Regions from separate parts of the Homo sapiens genome. Here region 1 is linked to region 2. Evidence: read pairs that join two places in POLR2A ChIA-PET (ENCODE). Cell type or tissue: GM12878. All regions are shown on one strand. Each heading gives the region's core, and the rest is flanking DNA. Links, peaks and the distances in the headings are about the cores only. Region 1 overlaps LOC107985364 (a long non-coding RNA gene). Region 2 has its middle 24 kb from the start of LINC01132.

Region 1 (2,911 bases), core at 280-2,779, 68 kb after region 2:
TTATTCGAAATGCTACCCCCTCAGAGATGGCTCCCGGATGATCCTATCTAGACTAGAACAGCAACTCTCATCACTGGCAGTCTCCTAATTCAGTTTCCAGCTCTTCAGCTACCTAGCACTCCTGCCCTTACAGTACCTGATTATTTACTGGCTGGTTGTTTATTTTCCCCCTAGAGTATAAGCTCCGAGATGGAAGGGAGAGGGTTCTGATGGCTGCTGCATCCCTAGGGCATGGAGTAATGCCCAGCATGGAACTCCCTGCTCTCCAGGAAGAACGCGCTTCCCGTCGTGAGATGCATGAGCACATCTCAGTCTCCAGGGCCAGTTCAGTTCTATGGACACAAGGAAAGGGTGAAATGCTAAGATCCACACCGGAGACACATAGGTGGATTCAGTGCTTTGGGATTCCCAGAGTCTGTGGCCAGTTCTCTTCACCAGTGGAGTCAGAGCCTACCAGGCCAGTAGAGTAGGGAGTGCACCCTACTTTAAGTGCTTTAGGAAAACCTTGCACCCACAAATAGCTCTACCACTAACTAATCTATCACTCTCTCTTAAATTTCACCATTAATAGTGCAATTCTTTTTTACAGGAAGAGGGGAGAGAACTAAAATGTACTCAGTAGTTAGTAAATATCAGGCAGCATTCAAGGTCACCAGCCATCCCAGTGTGCCTGGTCAGAGGGATTTCCTGGGACATTCAGAGCTAAAACTAGGATAGTCTTGAACAAATGGCATAGTTGGTCACCCTACTTCATTTCCTGGTTTAGCTCTCTCATCAACCATATGTGCATTTTACTCATGAGAAATCCTGGCCTTCAGTCATGAGGCCAATGTGGCAGAATTGGAGTCAAGGCTTCCATGGCTCCAGGGTCCAGGTCCTCTCTACCATATCCCAAGGGCCCCCTGACCTCCCTTCAGAGGCAGTAATTCTGAGATAGCTCTGTGCAGCTCTCTCCTCATAAAATATACTCTACAGCACTCAGATCATGAGATATGGAAAAGAATGGATGAAGGCTTGCTGGAAAGGCAGGGACAGATACTTTGCAGGAAAAAAAGGACTTCCAAAATGTGCGTGGCAACTTGGGGTTTCAAAAATCTTTGTTCTAAGGGCCGGAACTTTAGTGCCAACCTGACATTGGGAAGGGGTAAGAACTGATGAAAATAGTCCTAACTGAGAAGCACTTTGAGCTTCTGGGAAAGAGACTGCTGCATTGAAGTGGCCAGCTCTAGGTCACATCACAGGACCTGGGTGGGCATCATTCTTTCTGACGCTTGGCTCCTCTATCCTAGTTATTTGAGATTTCAAAGTAGTCATCTGGTTTATCTCTTCAAGTGTGACCACATAATACACTGTTCAAACAAGGACACTTCTAAGAATGAAAGGGGAACAATTCATAATTAGGCAAGGACAACAGTGGGGAATGGGACTCTGCCCCGGTTAACTGGGATGCCTGATCCCCCGGCCAGCTCTTCTGATCATGAGGAACTGAGTTGTGATCTTATCTTCTAATGCACCAAACAAAGCAGGGAAAGTCCCAGCCGCACGCCATTGCCACTGGGCTCTTCTGCCTCCCTCTGGTTCTGCCCCATGTCCCAGGGTCTAAAGAATACCTTTTCCCCAAAGGTCTAAATACTCCTTTGAGTCATTTGCATCAAATATCAGCATAGAAATGCTTACTTCAACTACTCTTTCTTGATCACCACAGAGTTTTCTGAGCACTCACCTTGAACAGGGCCTCTTCTGGGTGCTACAGACATTTTCAAGGGAGAGAGACCTCGCCCACCCATAGGCAGTGAGCTGGCTGGCTGGTGGGTGAGTCTGTTGGGGGGGGAACCTGCCCCTCCTTATGTTGCCCCTCAGTGACTGACCACAGGCTTTGGAAAAACCTCTTCAGCAGGGTACCGCTTACTCTGATCTACTTAAACGTTGACTCCCACGCCCTGAGGAGGAGCCGAGCGTGCCAGAGCAGCAGAATGCAACTTTGCTAAGATCAAAGTGCGAACCTGCTGAAGCTGTGTGTCTGAAATTACCCAGAAATCGCTTTGTGCTCACTCGTGGAGCAGAAGTGATGGTGAGCAAGTGTGCAGAGACCATGAAGGACTTGGTGCAGGGATGAATATTGTCTGCAGCTGGTTTTCTCCAGTCCCTGCCAGTGCACCCAGTGTCTGTTTCCGCACTACTGGGGCCCTAGGCTCAGCACAGTGCCAAGTACATAATAGGTGCAAAGTAAATATCAGTAAGTCATTGAATGCTCGTCTCCACGGACGATGCTGGGCCTGAAGTAGCCTAAGTTTGAATCCATGCAATGGACCATGGTCGAGGGCTCACGGCTTCATGATGAATCCTGGAATGTTAGCGCTAACAGTGTTCTTACAGGATCAAATCCAGTCCCAGTCAGTTTCAGCTGAGAAACTCAGGTGTGGGCCCAGAGAGTTTAAGATCACTTGTCCAAATGTTGTGAATGCCAGAGGCAACACTGGACTCAGGTGTTCTGGGCAGTAACCTTTGCTCCTCTCTCCCTACCACATGCCCCCCAGGCCAGCTGGCCCTTCTGACCAGCACCATCTGTCTGATGTCTCTTTGCCATTACTCGGAGGCCTAACCTCAGCACTGACAGGCTGCTTGACCTGGAACCTCGCCACTATGTCCTAGCCATGCTCCCTGACACCCCCGCTCTCTAGCAAAACTACTCCCTTCTTCCTCTGCATGCGATTAATTATCTCATACAGCATCTCTTTTCTTTTCCCACTGTATTCCTGTTGGTTCAAGATGTGTCTGCATTCCTTACCATTTTACCGGGAACAGTGTCTTTTTCATCTTTGTCTCTCCAGTGCCTCAATTGCGCCTACCACGCATGTATTATACAAATGCGCAGCTTGCTGTGTGACCATGGCCCAATTGTTCACCGTCT
Region 2 (2,911 bases), core at 212-2,711:
CCGATCCCCTGCCACCCTCCCTCTAGCTAGACCTCCCTTGCCCTTTCACTTTGGATTACACTCCCTGTCCTCCCATAAGACCCAAATCAAGTATCGTTGCCTTGGTAAAGGCTTTCCCAACCGCCTGCTCAGGGGCCCACAGCACTTTGCTGACACTGTAACTTACCTTCGGGAATGTAGCCTCCTCCACTGCAGTAGGCTGCAGATGGTGGGGATCTTAACCAGGGTGACGGCCTCAGCACTTGGCATGGAGTCAGGCTCATAACAGGTGACCAAATACCACATGCTGTGCAATTAATAAAATGAAGGAAGATGCCGGACGCAGTGGCTCAAGCCTGTAATCCTAGCACTTTTGGAGGCTGAGGTGGGTGAATCACTTGAGGCCAGGAGTTCAAGACCAGCCTGTCCAAAATGGTGAAACCCTGTCTTTACTAAAAATATTTAAAAAATTATCCAGGTGTGGTGGTGCATGCTTGTGATCCCAGCTACTCAGGAGGCTGAGACAGAAAAATCGCTTGAACCCAGGAGGCAGAGGTTGCAGTGAGCCGGGATCGCTCCTCTACACTCCAGCCTAAGTGACAGAGTGAGTGAGACTCTGTCTCAAAAAAAAAAAAAAAAAAGAAAGAAAGAAAGAAAGAAAGAAAGAAAGAAATGGGCCAGGCATGGTGGCTCACTCCTGTAATCCTAGCACTTTGGGAGGACAAGGCAGGCAAATTGCCTGGGCTCAGGAGTTTGAGACCAGCCTGGTCAACACAGTGAAACCCCGTCTCTACTAAAATGCAAAAAAAAAAAAAAAAAAGATTAGCCAGGCATGGTGGCATGCACCTGTATTCCCAGCTATTTGGGAGGCTGAGGCAGGAGAACTGCTTGAACCAGAGAAGCGGAGGTTGCAGTGAGCCAAGATTGCGCCAGTGCACTGCACTCCAGCCTGAGTGACAGAGCGAGACTCCATCTCAAAAAAAAAAAGAGGGAAGAAATGCTTTGAGAACCGCTGAACCCAGAGGAGGCCCCATGCCTGTCCCCACAGTGATACTTCACTATAGACATGAGGGCTAGAGAAAGTCCAGAGGCTGCAAAGAAGGTCTAAGTTTGGTTCAGCTAGTGCTTCTCAGCTCACTGAATTGACAGGCTTCATGGAGAGGAAGACTTTGCCCCACATAGAGGTGAGCCACAAGTGTGCACTTATTGCCATGTCTGTTTAGGGCAGGGCCATACGGAGATAAGCATGTCAAAATAAGCCTTGAGAGTCTAGCTAAGCAAGAACTAGGACAGGTTGGAAGAGGGAGGCACAGGACAGAGAAATAGCCCATTCAGCTTTGCAGACACTCCCCTGGTGGGCTGAGCCCTGTGGCCCTAGTGGGTGGAGGTTTCCCAAGACAAATTCCACGAAGGGACTTTGGAAATCCAGAGGCCTGACCTGAAGGCAAACTGGCAAAGCAGTGCATCGCCAAACAGCAGACCTTGTGGTTTACAGCAAAGACCAAAGGGAAGCTTAGGATTTGGAGACCTTCATGGCAAGAGTAATGAAAATAAAATCTGCTCTGCTCAGAGCAGTTCGGAGAGAAACAGGCCCAGCCACATGGAACCAGAACAGATGGGCTGTACAGGAGGGATGTTCATCAGCACTGCTATGGGGGAGGGAACATGCACAGGCTTGCATGTCCCCGTCAGGGATTCTAGGTGACACTATCAACATGTGACAGCTGACACGGAGGTGGCATCAACAGAGGTTAATGGATGACTCAGAGGCATTATTTATTACTGTTATTTTTGCCCTCCCTCACAGTGGTTTATAGAAAGTGCTTTGTCAAGATTTCCAGACCCAGCCATGTACAAATGACATAAGGCAGATTCTCAGGGGAGCCCCTCTCTGACTCAGGGCTGTGAGCTAGCAGGCAGCAGGGAAGCACAAAGCGTTGACTGAGCAGCACCAAATCAAAATGGCAAATGATACTCTGGCCCCTACCACAGCAAGCAGGCAGCCTAAAGCCCAAGGGACTGGAGAGGATGGGTCAGGATGGGTCCTGTACCCATCTGCCGCAAAGGAGCAAGCATTCTTCAAGGTGACCAAACCTGGATTTGTTTAAAAATATCAGCAAGTCAGGTGCCCTAGTAATGGCAGTACATATAAATTACACTTGGAAACATTTGCCAAAGGACTGATCAATCCCATGATTTATTCAGGGTGATCTATATCAGCAAAGATGGTAGAAATTCCAGGCCATTGCACAGAAAGTTTAACATGTGTGGTAGAACTAGGATCTTTCTCTTACTAAAAGGAACGCTCTAACGAGAGTGATACTGCAGCAGTTTTTTCTTTGGATCTATCTATTTACCTACATATCTATTTATTTATCATCTATCTATTGTTGGAGACAGGGTTGGATTGGGCAAGAAGAAAAGGCATTTGCCTGGATGTGCATCAATAGATAATAACAGAAGCTTTCTAGAACCTCAGAATCTTTCCCTTTATTCATGTATTTGCATGTTCTGTTGTTTCTTTCTTTCTGCTGTGTGTGTGTGTGTGTGTGTGTGTGTTTGTGTGTGTGTGTGTGTGACAGAATCTCCCTCTGTCGCCCAGGCTGGAGTGCATTGGTGTGATCTTGGCTGACTGCAACCTCCGCCTTCCAGGTTCAAGCGATTCTCCTGCCTCAGCCTCCTGAATAGCTGAAATTACAGGCGCCTGCCACCATGCCCAGCTAATTTTAATATTTTTTAGTAGAGACGGGGGTTTGCCATGTTGGTCAGGCTGGTCTCGAACTCCTGACCTCAGGTGATCCACCTACCTCGGCCTCCCAACGTGCTGGGGTTATAGGCGTGACCTACCACGTCTGGCCTCTTTCTGCTTACTTTTGAGGCACAGGTCCTTCTTTTGGATTTAGAAACCCAAAGGGGTGAGTGATCACATTAT

Evidence for each region. ChIA-PET counts read pairs that join two places held together with the same protein. Peaks named below come from ENCODE experiments on the same cell type or tissue, not always from the same donor. Only the 100,000 strongest peaks of a DNase experiment are listed, where the experiment ranks them.
Region 1: POLR2A ChIA-PET joins it to region 2 with 6 read pairs; 7 of 35 experiments call an interaction of 5 or more read pairs at or near these places.

The regions. Positions count from the first base shown.
Region 1 is chr1:234,766,913-234,769,823 of GRCh38, forward strand. All of the region lies in intron 1 of LOC107985364 (a long non-coding RNA gene), which reads left to right. Among named protein-coding and RNA genes, the nearest start is that of LINC02961, 8.3 kb to the left of the region's middle. In GM12878, for the core only: a CTCF peak has its summit at 1,580; DNase peaks (open chromatin) are centred at 1,549 and 2,027; H3K27ac peaks cover 375 bases.
Region 2 is chr1:234,698,662-234,701,572 of GRCh38, forward strand. No RefSeq gene overlaps it. Among named protein-coding and RNA genes, the nearest start is that of LINC01132, 24 kb to the right of the region's middle. RefSeq lists enhancers at 1,549-1,798, 1,581-1,875. In GM12878, for the core only: no CTCF peak of the experiment used is centred there; a DNase peak (open chromatin) is centred at 1,760; H3K27ac peaks cover 368 bases.